4 separate regions of the Homo sapiens genome follow, and all the other regions are linked to region 2. A link is a contact called in ENCODE Hi-C or POLR2A ChIA-PET data. All regions are on one chromosome and are shown on one strand. Each heading gives the region's core, a stretch centred on a gene start or an enhancer-like site at or near the end of the contact. The rest is flanking DNA. Distances are from core to core; before and after follow the strand shown. Region 1 holds the start of YJU2 (YJU2 splicing factor homolog). Region 2 holds the start of TLE6 (TLE family member 6, subcortical maternal complex member). Region 3 holds the start of PIAS4 (protein inhibitor of activated STAT 4). Region 4 holds the start of EEF2 (eukaryotic translation elongation factor 2).

Evidence for each region. Hi-C counts contacts between places; a loop is a spot of excess contacts on that map. ChIA-PET counts read pairs that join two places held with the same protein, here RNA polymerase II (POLR2A). Pooled maps may share reads with other maps.
Region 1: a loop to region 2 is called in a pooled map, with 22 times the contacts of the local background. The contact joins the promoter of YJU2 here to the promoter of TLE6 in region 2. A Hi-C loop is called at or near these places in 4 of 50 pooled maps. POLR2A ChIA-PET finds 5 or more read pairs at or near these places in 2 of 52 experiments (B cell and MCF 10A).
Region 3: a loop to region 2 is called in a pooled map, with 5 times the contacts of the local background. The contact joins the promoter of PIAS4 here to the promoter of TLE6 in region 2. A Hi-C loop is called at or near these places in 2 of 50 pooled maps. POLR2A ChIA-PET finds 5 or more read pairs at or near these places in 2 of 52 experiments (B cell and naive thymus-derived CD4-positive, alpha-beta T cell).
Region 4: a loop to region 2 is called in a pooled map, with 7 times the contacts of the local background. The contact joins the promoter of EEF2 here to the promoter of TLE6 in region 2. A Hi-C loop is called at or near these places in 2 of 50 pooled maps. POLR2A ChIA-PET finds 5 or more read pairs at or near these places in 2 of 52 experiments (B cell and MCF 10A).

What each region holds. Positions count from the first base shown.
Region 1 is chr19:4,245,810-4,248,868 of GRCh38, forward strand. It overlaps YJU2 (YJU2 splicing factor homolog), which reads left to right and starts at 1,271. Exons shown (of 8, transcript NM_018074.6): 1 at 1,271-1,361. The coding sequence starts at 1,338. RefSeq lists enhancers at 331-1,102, 861-1,000, 1,341-1,430.
Region 2 is chr19:2,975,672-2,979,162 of GRCh38, forward strand. TLE6 (TLE family member 6, subcortical maternal complex member) reads left to right here and starts at 1,893. Exons shown (of 17, transcript NM_001143986.2): 1 at 1,893-1,939; 2 at 2,527-2,613. The coding sequence starts at 2,563. RefSeq lists a silencer at 1,615-1,924.
Region 3 is chr19:4,006,351-4,009,634 of GRCh38, forward strand. PIAS4 (protein inhibitor of activated STAT 4) reads left to right here and starts at 1,386. Exons shown (of 11, transcript NM_015897.4): 1 at 1,386-1,437. The coding sequence starts at 1,411. RefSeq lists enhancers at 412-1,303, 820-949, 1,304-2,194 and silencers at 1,150-1,449, 1,480-1,539.
Region 4 is chr19:3,984,117-3,987,565 of GRCh38, forward strand. EEF2 (eukaryotic translation elongation factor 2) reads right to left here and starts at 1,347. Exons shown (of 15, transcript NM_001961.4): 1 at 1,262-1,347; 2 at 20-234. The coding sequence starts at 1,264. RefSeq lists enhancers at 1-764, 58-277, 1,533-1,582 and a silencer at 1,143-1,252.

The DNA of each region.
Region 1 (3,059 bases), core at 21-2,520, 1.3 Mb after region 2:
CTGGCTCGTGACTGGCAGCGAATGTGCCTTGTTAATTTTAAGATGGAGTTGATTTTTGGCCAGGTGCAGTGGCTCATGCCTGTAATCCCAGCACTTTGGGAGGCAGAGGCGAGCAGATCACCTGAGGTCAGGAGTTCGAGACCTGCCTGGCCAAAATGGTGAAACCCCATCTCTACTAAAACTACAAAAATTAGGCAGGTGTGGTGGTGCGTGCCTGTAATCCCAGCTACTCGGGAGGTTGAGACAGGAGAATCACTTGAATCCTGAGGTGGAGGTTGCAGTGAGCCAAGATCGCACCACTGGAGGCAGAGGTTGCAGTGAGCCAAGATCGCACCACTGCCCGTCAGCCTGGGCAACAGAGCAAGACTCCTCAAAAGATAAATAAATAAACAAACAATTGCCACAGCAACATCAAGAAGTTACCCTATATGGTCTAAAAAAGGGAGGTATGAATAATCCACCCCTTGTTTAGCATATCATCAATAAATCACCATAAACATGGGCAACCACCAGCCCTTGGGGCTGCTTTGTCTGTGAAGTAGCCATTCTTTTATTCATCTACTTTCTAAATAAACTTGTTTTTGCTTTGCACTGTGGACTCGCCCTGAATTCCTTCTTGCACGAGATCCAAGAACCCTCTCCTGGGGTCTGGATCCGGACCCCTTTCCTGGAACAATCTGACACAGAGGAAACGTCCATGAAAGGTGGGGAGGAGGCTGGGGAAGGAGGCTGGGGAAGGAATGGGATGGGAAGTCCTCGTTAAGGGGAAGGCACAGGTGGGCAATGGAGGGACATTTGGGAGACACTGCGTATGTTTAGGAAGTTGGTTTGGAGCCTGATCTTTAAGTCAATGTCTGTGACTCAAGAGTCGTCCAGGGTCCTCTTAAGTCACCCTATGTGTGGCCCCAACCCCATGTGAGAGTTGCGGGCCCAGGAACGATGTGTGGATTCCCAGAGCCCAGAATACAAGGCAGGCGCATAATACATATTTGCTGAATAAAAGAATGAAGAACAAGAGGTCACGTTACAAAATTTTAACGAGCCGCTGCCCGCTTCTAGGGGGCGCAGCGCACTATACAAAATTCTCCAATTCCACATGGCTCCCGGAATCCTTATTTCGCGCTACTCAGGTTGCAACTCCGGAGGGAAGACGCTGGGACTTCCAGCTTGATAGGCGGGGATTGGAACCAATGAAAGAGGTCTGCTGTGTATGCTGCAGCCAATAATAGCGGCCGAAGGAAGTGACGTTTGCGGAAGTAAGGCTTCCGTCGGAAAAGCTCGATAATTACCCAGCCTAACCATTTCTCAGGTGCTTGCGAGGTGATCAGAAGGCAAAGATGTCGGAGCGAAAAGTATTAAACGTAAGTGTTGGGCGACTGGGGCTTTTCAATCGGAGCAGGACATCCCGGAACTCCGGGAGAGGGAGGAGCTTCCTGAGATCTCTTCTTTGGAACCCTTCTTTCCCAGCGGCCTTCCGCGAGATGGGGCTTCCCAGACTCCTCCCTAGACTCCTCCCCATCGCCTTCCGTCGGGGGGGTGGGCCTTCGCTAAGTCTCCCTTCTGGGCTGGGGTGTAGTTAGTCACCTGCGGGGCGTGGCTTGGGCTTTTACCCAATCACCACCAGATAGGGTTTTTTTTCTGGGGGCGGGGCTTCCTTAAATGCTGGCGGCCGTGTTTTGCCCTCTTCTTGAGGGGCGTGGCTCTGAGAAGCCCCGCCCCACTTGGGGACTGTAACCAATCGTGTACTTTGGGTGGGGTGGGGTGGGGTGGCGCGTGTGTGTGTGTGTGTGTGTGTGTGTGTGTGTGTGTGTGTGTGTGTGTGTGTGTGTGTGTGTGTGTGTGTGTGTGTGTGTGTGTGTGTGTGTGTGTGTGTGTGTGTGTGTGTGTGTTTTGTTTTTTTTACTGGGGTCTGGTCATGCAGATAACCTCTGCCTTACAGTGGCCAAGATTTTACTGGGGTCTGGTCATGCAGATAACCTCTGCCTGACAGTGGCCAAGATTCCAGACTCCCAGAAGAAAAGCAGAGGTTCAGTATAAACTATACTGTTGGCACACTTCTGTTTTTTGGTTTTTTGAGATGGAGTTTTGCGCTTGCTTCCCAGGCTGGAGTGCAGTGGCACGTTCTTGGCTCACTGCAGCTTCTGCCTCCTGGGTTCAAGCGATTCTCCTGCCTCAGCCTCCTGAGTAGCTGGGACTGCAGGCGCCCGCCACCATGCCTGGTTAATTTTTTTTGTATTTTAGTAGAGATGAGATTTCACCATGTTGCCCAGGGTGGTTTTGAACTCTTGATCTCAGGCATTCCACCCACCTCATACTCCCAAAGTGCTGGAATTACAGGCGTGAGCCACCGCGCCCGGCCCCACGCAGGTCTTTCTAGGAGAGCAGTCTCAGGCTTGCTGTAGGAACTCCTGGGAAACAGGAGCCCTGGGATACAAAGGGAGTGTGAGTATGGATTATGACAGATACCTCCACTGCACCACTGGAAAATAAAGCACTTTGTGTTTGGAGCACCTACTGGGTGCCAGACACTGCAAAGAGCACTTTATCCCCCTTGCCTCAAGGAATGCGTGCAAAGACTCTTGGAGACAGAGGACAGTGTGCGCATTTCACAGAGGAGTAAACTGAGCCCTGCAGGTTTCAGCTCCTCAGGATTCAGATCCAGGGAGATGACTCTGTAGGAAACGGATGTAGTATCGTGATTGGGAGGCTGAGCTAACAGAGTCCTGGTTTACCCTCTACAGAATTGCTGGGGAGTTGGGACTCCTCGGGGAACTCGGTCTCCTGCCTGAACAACAGAAGTGCTAAGCAAAGCTTAACCTCTACAAAGGGCAGGGCATGATGGCTCACGTGTGTAATACCAGCTCTTTGGGAGGCCAAGGCAGGTGGATCACCTGAGGTCAGGAGTTCGAGACTAGCCTGGCCAACATGGTGAAACCCCATCTCTACTAAAAATACAAAAATTAGCGGGGAGTGGTGGTGGGCGCCTGTAATCCCAGCTACTGTAGAGGCTGAGGCAGGAGAATCGCTTGAACCCAGGAGGCGGAGGTTGCAGTGAGCCA
Region 2 (3,491 bases), core at 643-3,142:
GTCTTGTTCTGTCGCCCAGTCTGGAGTGCAGTGGCGCAATCTTGGCTCACTGCAAGCTCCGCCTCCCGGGTTCACGCCATTCTCCCGCCTCAGCCTCCTCAGTAGCTGGGATTACAGGCACCCACCGCCACGCCCGGCTAATTTTTTTGTATTTTTTATTAGAGATGGGGTTTCACCGTGTTAGCCAGGATGGTCTCGATCTCCTGACCTCGTGATCCACCCGCCTCGGCCTCCCAAAGTTCTGGGATTACAGGTGTGACCCGGCCAAGCTGGGGTTTCACCATGTTGGCCAGGCTGGTCTCGAACCCCTGACCTCAGATGATCCACCCACCTCTGCCTCCCAAAGTGCTGGGATTACAGGCGTGCACCACAGCACCTGGCCCAACGTGGTGATTTCTAAGTAGGGAGCTGAGGGAGTAAGGAGCCAGCCGGTGGCTGTCTGAGAGAGACTGTCCCTGGCAGAGTGAACTGCTAATGCCAGTACCAGGTCCTGGGCCAAACAGAAAGAAACGGGCTCTCACTCCAGAACTGCAGCTTGACCACTATATATATAATATATATACTTTATATATATTATAGCTATATATTTTTTTGAGATGGAGTCTTGCTCTGTTGCTCAGACTGGAGTGCAGTGGCACGATCATAGCTCACTCCAGACTCAACCTCCTGGGCTTACGCCATCCTCCTGCCTCAGCCTCCCCAGTAGCTGAGACTACAGGTGCATGACCACCACACTTGGCTAATTTTTAAATTTTTTGTAGAGACGCGGTGTCACTGTGTTGCCCAGGCTGGTCTCCAACTCCTGGCCTCAAGCAATCCTCCCACCTCAGCCTTCCAAAATGCTGGGATCACAGGTGTGAGCCATGGTGACTTGGCTTCATATTTTGAATAGGCCAAAACAAAACTCCGAAATCCCCTTACTCCTATCCCCACGACCCCACACAGCAGGTTTCTCTCGCTCTGCAGCAACCCACTTACCTCTCGGAAATCATCCCAGGCCTGTTCGGAGTGCACGCAGCCCCGTTAGCCTCCCTGGCTGCTCCTGTAACCAGCCCAGCTCTGCCTGAGAGGTTCCGCTATTCCCTCCGTCTGGAATACCCACCACTCTCTCCCACCCCGCGCTTGCATCCGGCAATACTGTATCAGCCTCAGGGCCTCTGCTGTCCCGCTTTCTGCTCTCAGAGCCTTTGTCACTGGGCTGGAAGAGCAGTTGGGAAAATTCGGTGATAAATGCATAGCCCGGGGCTGGGACCATCAAGGGGACCCAGTAAGTTGGCTCCAGAAAGAGGACTTGAAGCTTCGTTTGCATTGCACGTTATTTAATATTGAGGAAAATGTAATTAGCCCGTATCTAAGAATTGGGGTGACAGCGCTAAAGATTGAACCCACCCACCTCCCACTCCTCACCTCCAGCCATAAGCCACTTCCGGACAAGGCTAAAAATGCGTAAAACAATGCAACTACTCGCCACCTATCCCTGCCCAAGTTCCAGCCTCTGAGCCTCAAGCCCCACGCCCTCCTAAATATCCCCGCCCCCGCTGGGACCCCAAATTGCCTATAGCTCTGCAAGTCCGCCCTTCCCGGCAGCGGGACCGAAAGGGTAAAGCAGAGGCTCCCGGCTCGCTGAGTGACAGCATGGCCGGCGGCCGGGGAGAGCCGACCAATCAGGGAGGGCGTACGCGACCCACGTGCGTAAACGGCCTCGCTATTGGCCGGCGCCGCCAGAGGCCTGCCCCCCCCGGAGCCCGAACCCACGTGCAGCTACTGCGCCTTCATTGATCTGCTTCGCGGTCCAGGTGGCGGCTGGGTGGGGCCTGGGCGGGACGGGGCGGGGACAAGGCGGGACGAGGCGGGGCCCGATGGGTCAAATGGCCCCCGGTGGGGGAAGGAGGAGTTTCCTCTTGGCCTGAACTTGGCTGACCTCCGCAGCTTCCGCCCGGTGAGGGACGTGAGTTGCCAGGCGTGTTCTAGGGGGCTGGGGGGACTCCAGGATTCCCGGCCGGGGAAGGGGCTGCAGGGGCGTGGAGGGGCAGGACTGAGGCAAGGAAGAAGCTGGGTGCTGCAGCAGGGATGGAGGTGGAGAGAGGTCGTTTCTTCTGTCTGATGAATTCCGCCTAATGCACCTGGCTAACTCCTAGTCATCCTTCAAAACCCCTTTCTAGTGATCTCCCTGCGCTTTAGGAAATTGTCTCAAAACTAAGGTTGAGCTTTGGCGACCTTCCCTGGGCTCCCCCGTCCCTGACTGCCCCCAGCAGGGAGTGTATGTGCACTATCCACCCCAGCCTCCTAGGGTGAGGCCTGGGAGGCAAGGCTCAGTTCTTTCTGGGTCCCCGCCCCCATGAATCTGGGCAGCTGGAGGCATTGATAAGTGAGGACAGGACCTAGGGAACGCATGGGAGAACCGCAGGATTGGGTCCCTGGAGACTTACCAAACTGGGAGGTGCGGGTGGGGTAACGGGTGCCTTGCTTCCCTGGCACTGCCTTATTTTCTGTCCCTCAAGACCTGCCGTCTCCTTGTTGTTTTAGACTCTGGCTAAAGTCTTGGAGGCTACTGCCTTGAAGATGACCTCTAGGGACCAGCCCAGACCCAAGGGCCCCCCGAAAAGCACTTCGGTGAGGAGGGCATGTGGTGGGATCAGCCCTCAAGGGAAACCCGGGCCCAATGTGGTTCTGCCCCTTTTCCACCTGTGACCTGGGCTGGCCCCGCCCAGGCCTCGCAGCTGAAGACAATACTGGTCGCTGCTACACTCAAGACAGGTGCCAAGGAGCCGTGTTTTTTAAAAAAAATTAAGTGTAGGCTGGACACTGTGGCTCACAACTGTAATCTCAACATTTTTGGAGGCCGAGGCAGGAGGACCACTTGAGCCCAGGAGTTTGAAACCAGCCTGGACAACGTAGTGAGACCCTGTCTCTGTAAAAAATAAAACTAGAAGAATCAGCTGGGCCTAGTGACGTGGGCCTGTAGTTGCAGCTACTTGGGAGGCTGAGGCAGAGGGTTGGCTTGAGCCCAAGGAGTTTGAGGCTGCAGTGAACTATGATGGTGCCACTGCACTCCATCCTTGGTGACAGTGAGATCCCATCTAAAAAAAAATGTAGCATCTAATCACATATGTGATAAAAACACAGGAACACATCATGTATTTGGTTGATGTTTTACAAGCAATCCCCGCTCCCTGCACTTTGCGTCCCAGAGATGACCATTTGTAAATTTAGGCTCTCAGGGCTGAGCAGACGTTTTTTTTTGTAAAGGAGTCAGATGAGGGATATTTTGTTTTGAGACTTTATGATTTTATTATGTTTGAGACGGAGTCTCACACTCACCTCGGCTGGAATGCAATGGCGCAATCTCAGCTCACTGCAACCTCTGCCTCCCGGGTTCAAGTGATTCTCCTGCCTCGCCTCCCGAGTAGCTGGGACTACAAGCACCTGCCACCATGACCACCAAATTTTTCTTGTATTTTTAGTAGAGACTGGGTTTCACCATGTTGGCC
Region 3 (3,284 bases), core at 136-2,635, 1.0 Mb after region 2:
TCGGGAGGCTGAGGCAGGGGAATCGCTTGAACCCAGGAGGCAGAGGTTGCAGTGAGTGGAGATCGCTCCATTGCACTCCAGCCTGGGCAACACAGCAAGGCTCTCAAAAAAAAAAAAAAAAAAGGCTGGGCATGATGGCTCATGCCTGTAATCCTAGTACTTTGGGAGGTTGAAGCGGGCAGATCACTTGAGGTCAGGGGTTGCAGAAAAGCCTGGCCAAAAAAAAAATTAGCTGGGCGTGGTGGCAGTCGCCTGTAATCCCACCTACTTGGGAGGCTGAGGCAGGAGAATCCCTTGAACCCGGGAGATGGAGGTTGCAGTGAGCTGAGATCGCGCCATTGCACTCCAGCCTGGGCAACAAGAGTAAAACTCCGTCTCGAAAATAAATAAATAAATAACAATTTGGTATTTCATCCATCATGGACTCTTTTGCACTGATTTTTTTATGTTTAAAGTGTTGGACTAGCCAGGTGTGGTGACTCGCGCCTGTAATCCCAGCACTGTGGGAGGCCCAGACAGAAGGATCATTTAAGCCCAGACATTCGAGACCACCCTGGATAACATAATGAGATCCTCGTCTCTACAAAAATAAAAATAAAAAATAAATTGCACTAAAATACTTGATTATTGAAGTTTGAAATCCACTTCTACGGGCACGAAGCCACTTAGCTCCAAAGCCAAGGAGCGCTTTGGAGAAGAGGTCCCAACTGGTGCAGATCCAAGGTTTCCCATGGGTGGGGAGGCAGGATGGGGGGGGCGCCTGCAAAGAGGTGAGGGCTGTACGATCTCCAAGGAATTTGGGAGCAGGGGTCCCGCTTTTCTCCGCCGGGCGCCCCCAGCCAGCTGGTTGCCGAGCCCACGCCCCATCTGCACACCAGGACCCGGATGTGCAGCGCGCGGGGTGTCTGGGCCCGTGGAGCCTGCACCGCGCTGCGCTGCAAGGCGCCTCACTGTACGCACTGGCGGCCGTTGCGGCGGAGCAACCATCCCCTGCCCGACGCCGCCGGGAGTCTGGAGACGCACCTGGCGGCCGCCGCGCGCAGGAAGCCACGGCACCTAGCTGCATTGTTGTCGCTGCCACCGCCCCCTCTCGCCTTCCCTCCCTAGAGGAAACCGAGCACCCGTCCCCACCTGCGCAGGGCTAGTACCACTTTAAGGAGTCAGGCGCCGCCGGGGTAGGCGTGGTCGCCGCGAGCGGGGGGGGGGGCGCTGGTGTAGGACGGACCTGATTGGCCGGAGGCCCGGGCGGTGGCCGCGCGCGCCTGCGCAGGAGGCAGCAGCGCGCACCGGCGGCGGGAGGAGCGCGCGCGGGTGCTAATTGGCCCGGGCGGCGGCCCCGCCCGCGAGTGGTGAGCGGTCACGTGACGCGACGGCTGGGGGCTCCCGGCGCGGGGGACGCTGGTGACCAAGATGGCGGCGGAGCTGGTGGAGGCCAAAGTGAGTGAGCGGTGGCGGCGCCGGCCGGGGCAAGTGGGCGAGAGGGCGGGGGCCGGGCCGCAGGTCGAGGTCTGCGCCTTCTGTCCGGGGCCCCACAGCGCGGCCGGCCCGCGGCTCGCCGTCCCGGCCCCCAGACCCCGACCCCCGGTCTCAGGGTGAGGGCGGGGGGCGGGGAGGCCGGGGGCGGGGCCCTCCTGCCTCACCCAGGTCTTCGCGCCGGGGGTCGCTCCCCCGGCTTCAGGCAGGGTCCCCCCACCCAGCCCGAGCCCTTAGGGTCCCGGTCCCTGAGCGCCAGGCCAGGGCCGCGCCTCCCGGTTGAGGCACCGTCCCGCCGGGATGCGGGACGTGTTGAGCTACTCGTTGCCCTCTTGGTTCCGAGCCGGGGTCCTTGCTTTTTGGCTGGTGTGTTGGGGGGAGTGTCTGCGCCTCCCCGCCCACAGGGCTCCCAGGACTGCTATCTGGGTCTCGTCCCCGCCCAACAGGCCAGGCTGGGGTTTGCGAGTCTCCTGCTCGGAAGGGTCCCCCGAGTCCTGGATAGTGTCCTGCCACCGTCCAGGTGGAGGAGTCAGGGCCCTGAGACCACCCCCAAGACACGGCACGTCCTCTTGGGGTCTGGAGTTCAGGCTCGGTCTTGAGCCCCTCTTCAGCTCCTGCATTGGTCCCAGAACCCCGCCCCCTTCCCGACACCGTCTCTCACACGCCGGAGTGGGCGCTTGGGGGAAGGCTGGGCCCTCCCTTTCCCTCCCCATAGGATGGAGTTCGGACCACTCTTCTTGGTCACAGACCTTCTTTATTCTCCTTTTTTTAATCTTAAATCCTGGACTGTGCTTTGGTCCTACCTCGTTCCTCTCGGGACAGAATCTGAGGCTACTGATTCTGCTTCAGGGGGCTCTAAACCTCACCTGTGCAGCATCAGATACTGTCCTCAAACCTTGGCTGCTTCTCCTATTTTCTGCTCTTGAGCGAGTCTACTTCTTAGGTCAGACACCCACCCTCCCCCTACACAGCCCCCAGAACTTTTATGCACCCCAACTTTGGTTTCTAAGGTCCCCTCTCTTTCTGCCTATTCTCTTTTGTTGATCTCTGGAGGGTCCCCACTGGGTCCAAGGCTGGCCTCTTTAGAACAACTGTTGCTGCTGCTCTATTATACTTTGGGTCCTGTCCAGGTCCCATGTCCCATAGATACCATCTCCTAGCTTGGAACCACTTTTAATCATCCTGGGATTGAGCTCAGAGTATCCCCATTCCAGGGGATGTACCTTCTTGTAGGTGCCTACCTAGAGCTGAGGGTCTAAAACCCTTAGAAGTGCCCGCAAGGCCACGGCTTCCGGGGAGGTTAGGGGACCTCTCCCTCCCCCATCCCCTTTCACATCTTCCCTCCCCACGGTCCTGACCTGTACGTATCTTCTTCTCGGTCCTCTCACATTACCCCCTGGGATCTGAAAACACAGCACTCAGGGCTCTGTGATTATAGCATATACCTCTCTTCGCCTCCCAACCCTACACCCCTGCGCACACTTCTGCTCCTCTCTAGAGTTTTGAAAAGTGGAGACTCGCCCTGGAGATGTGGAGGCCTGAACTCTGTAAACCCAAAGTGGCAGGCTCTGGGCTTGAAGTGTCCTGGAGTCCTGAAATGTAACCTCCCGTTTCGGGGCTTGGAGCTGTGACCCTGGACCCCAACCCCCACCCTGGCTGAGGGCAGGGTCTGCACTCTTTTGTACCATCCAGGCCTTGAAATATGATCTGATGAACTTTCCTTAACCCTCTGGTGGCTGGGCCCCCCCCCACCCCAATTAAATCAAGTTGACCCTTCTTTCAGGTTCTCTAAACCGTGAGCCTCCATTCAA
Region 4 (3,449 bases), core at 97-2,596, 1.0 Mb after region 2:
GAGGGCACAGGGAGCTCACGTTGACTTGATGGTGATGCAACGCTCCTGCTCGTCCTTCCGGGTATCAGTGAAGCGTGTCTCCCCGGCCCGGGCCGAGGCGATGATGCCCGCCTTGCACACCAGGGAGTCTGTCAGCGTGGACTTGCCATGGTCCACGTGGGCGATGACAGACATGTTGCGGATGTTGGCCTTCTTGTCCATGATGGCGCGGATCTGGTCTACCGTGAAGTTCACCTGGGCAAGACAAGGAGGCTCAGACCAGCTCGTGATTTCCAGGAACACAGCATGGCACGGAGCGTTCAGTCCAAACGAACCAGCATGCCCAAGGCCAGGAGGGGGTTGGTGCTGGGGTGCCCCAAGCCCACCGAATCTTGCCAGCCTAACACCCCTTAAGAGCCACCCCGCAATCTCCAAGGAACCACCGTTAATAGGTGTCATTCATGATTGACAACCCAGAAATAAAAGTGCTCAGGAATAAAACTGAGTGTCAACAGATTTCCTTGATACCAGGTACAAATACTAAAGTCTCATTTGGGGCCAAACACGTAAGGGATGAATCCTCTCCTAAAGCCCCCTCCACGTTGTCACCGGGCCACCCAAACTTCCCCGAGCAAGAAGCTTCATCATAAAATGCAAGGTCACCCCTTGGCAAACGGGATCAGACAAGGCCACCCACCCCAGGAAATAACGGGGAGCCGGAACGGCCCTAACTGCCACAAGCCTACACCTCGTGTCTCAATAAGAGTCTTTGTACATCTGGGAGTCATAGGAAGGACAAGTGCCTAAGGTCGACGATTAACAGCATCAGGAGAAGGTATTTGGAAGGAAAAGGGGAGCCTTTCAGGTGTCGCTTTGCTCGTTCTGCCATTCCCTGCCGCCCCTAGTCCCCCGGCAGAAAATCGATCTCAAACTCGCGGCCCGCGGGTTACATAAGGCGCCTCCCTGTCTCCCCGCTTCCACCGCGGTGCCCGCCATTACTACGCCTGCCACATCATCATTCCCCACCCCCATCCCCGCTAACAACCCAGCTCCAACCAGGTCTGGGCAAGGTTATGGCGCCCTCGGAAACGGAGAAAGGGCTCGGTGAACAGCGCGGCGCACAGACATGGCGGCGGCCGCTTCCCCAGCCCCGGGTCCTCCGGCCCCGCCGCCGCTACGTCTCCTCCTGGCACGGGGGGCCCCAGCGTCCCAGGCTAGGCAGCGTAGGCCCCGCGGAGGCCCCGCCGCCGCTCCGGGGCACCAGCGAGGCAGGGTTACTCACCATGGTGGCGGATGGCGGTGGATTCTCCCAGGTAGAACCGAAAGAAGCGAGTCGCGCCGAGGATGGCGGCGACGACGGCGGAAGAGAACGCTGACGTCAACACTCAGCTTTTTATAGGCGGACGCCGGTTGGGCGGGTCATGTGACTGCGCTGCGAAGGCGGGGCGAAGGGACGCCGCGCAAGCGCACGGAGGCGTGTCCCCCCGCCCGTTAACCCATTCGGCGCCGGCGCGGCGCTCTAGAATAGAAGCTGGGCATCTCGGGGGCGGTGGTCGCCCTCGGTGTGCAGTGTTCAGGTGCACAAAGTAAAGAGCGCCGTTTTAGCTGAGAACGAGAACCATAGCAACGATATTAGCTTACAAGTTGTCCAGTACTTCTATTAAAACCAATTTACAAGGTGAATAGAGTCTGTGGATTATACCCAAGTCAATTTCCCTGTTTGGACATTGTTACGTAAGACGATACCCCTGGGAGAAGCCGAGGGAAAAAGGACACTCGCGACCACTATACTGTTTTTGCAACTCCTTACCTGTAATTATTTCTAAATAAAAACTTTATAAGAAGCAGGCATCGGAATCACTGATCCCACAAATGCATACTGAGCATCTATACACCAGGCATTGTTAGGGGTTTTGTAGATATAGCAGTGGACCAAACACCTTGCTAGCTTGACCACACTGCGTGTTCTTCTACCAGCTACTAGGATTTCTCTGTGCCTCAATTTCACCTGCTCGGAGGTGATCAATACCACCCTATTGTTTGGGGGAGAGTGAAACGAACTAAAGACATCTAAAAGAATTAGGACCGTGCCTGATACCCAACGCTCAATAAACGCTATCTATTTTAATTAGCTAAGATTGCTATTAATAAAACAGTTATTTATTTCAGGACTGGTTTGCCATGTCCCAGGCACCCGGCTAAGCGGTTTACTGGCACAATTTCATTTTCTATTTCATTTCCTCTCCAGGGGGAGGCGCAGGAAGACTGTTTAGCATTTGTGTCCTAATCTGACCCTAAGAAACAGTTGAATGTATTTCATATCTCATGAATTGGCATTCAATTGTGTAACTCTATCCCTTATGAAAAGCCCAACCCGCTGTTTAGCACATAGTAGGTACTCAGCATTTCTTGCATGAATGATGTTCTCACAGTGCAAATGAACCCCCTGCGGTACATCTTTCCTTAAACTCACTTTGTGAAACAGGAGAGCCACTGCAGTGCTTTTCCTGGGCTGGGAGAGGGGGAGGTGTGGATCCACAAAAAGCAATGCAAATTCCAGCCTGGACTCTAAAATAAACCTGTACACTCCTCCCCCTCACGAATGCTTCGGGCACTTTGCTTTACAAAGCGCTGTCTCAACCTTGGGTTTCATTTAACGGATGATTGCTCTTCCTATCACCATTTAACCCAGTGGAAAACTGAAAAGTATCTTCCGAAAGGATTGAGGCTCTGAAAGGCAGAGGGCGCGGCAGGGAGCAGATGGGAGCGCCCGGGGTCCCTAACCACCTACACCTGTACCTGTGACGCGTTTAGTTAAGTTGCAAGTCAAGCGCATGCGCCATTTGGGGCATGAGTTTTTAGCAGAGGGGTAGTCAGTTTCGCATTATTAATAATAAAATTCTTCAAAATTTTTAAATGCACTGAGCACCTGCTACGTGTTGCGTTTCCTATTGGGGGCTTCGCAGCCGTTTTTTCCGTGCAAAGTGGGAGCATTTCAGAGATGTAATGGAAAGGTTTTCATTAAAAGAGGTGTCAGGCGAGAGGCGGAGGTTGCAGTTAGCCGAGATCGCGCCACTGCTCTCCAGCCTGGCGACAGAGCGAGATTCCGTCTCAAAAAAATTTTTAAAAATTTTAAAAATTAAAGAGGGGTTAGGCTGCTTGCGGTGGATCACGCCTGTAATCCCAGCACTTTGGGAGGCCGAGGCAGGCAAATCACCTGAAGTCAGGAGTTCGAGACCAGCCTACCCAATATGGAGAAACCCCGTCTTTACTAAAAATAAAAAAATTAGCCCGGCGTGGTAGTGAACGCCTGAAATCCCAGCTACTTTGGAGGCTGAGGCAGGAGAACCGCTTGAACCCGAGAGGCAGAGGTTGCAGTGAGCCGAGATCACGGCACTGCATGCACTCCAGCCTGTGCGACTGAGAGTAAGACTCTGTCTCAAAAAAAAAAAAAAAAAAAAAGGAGGGGG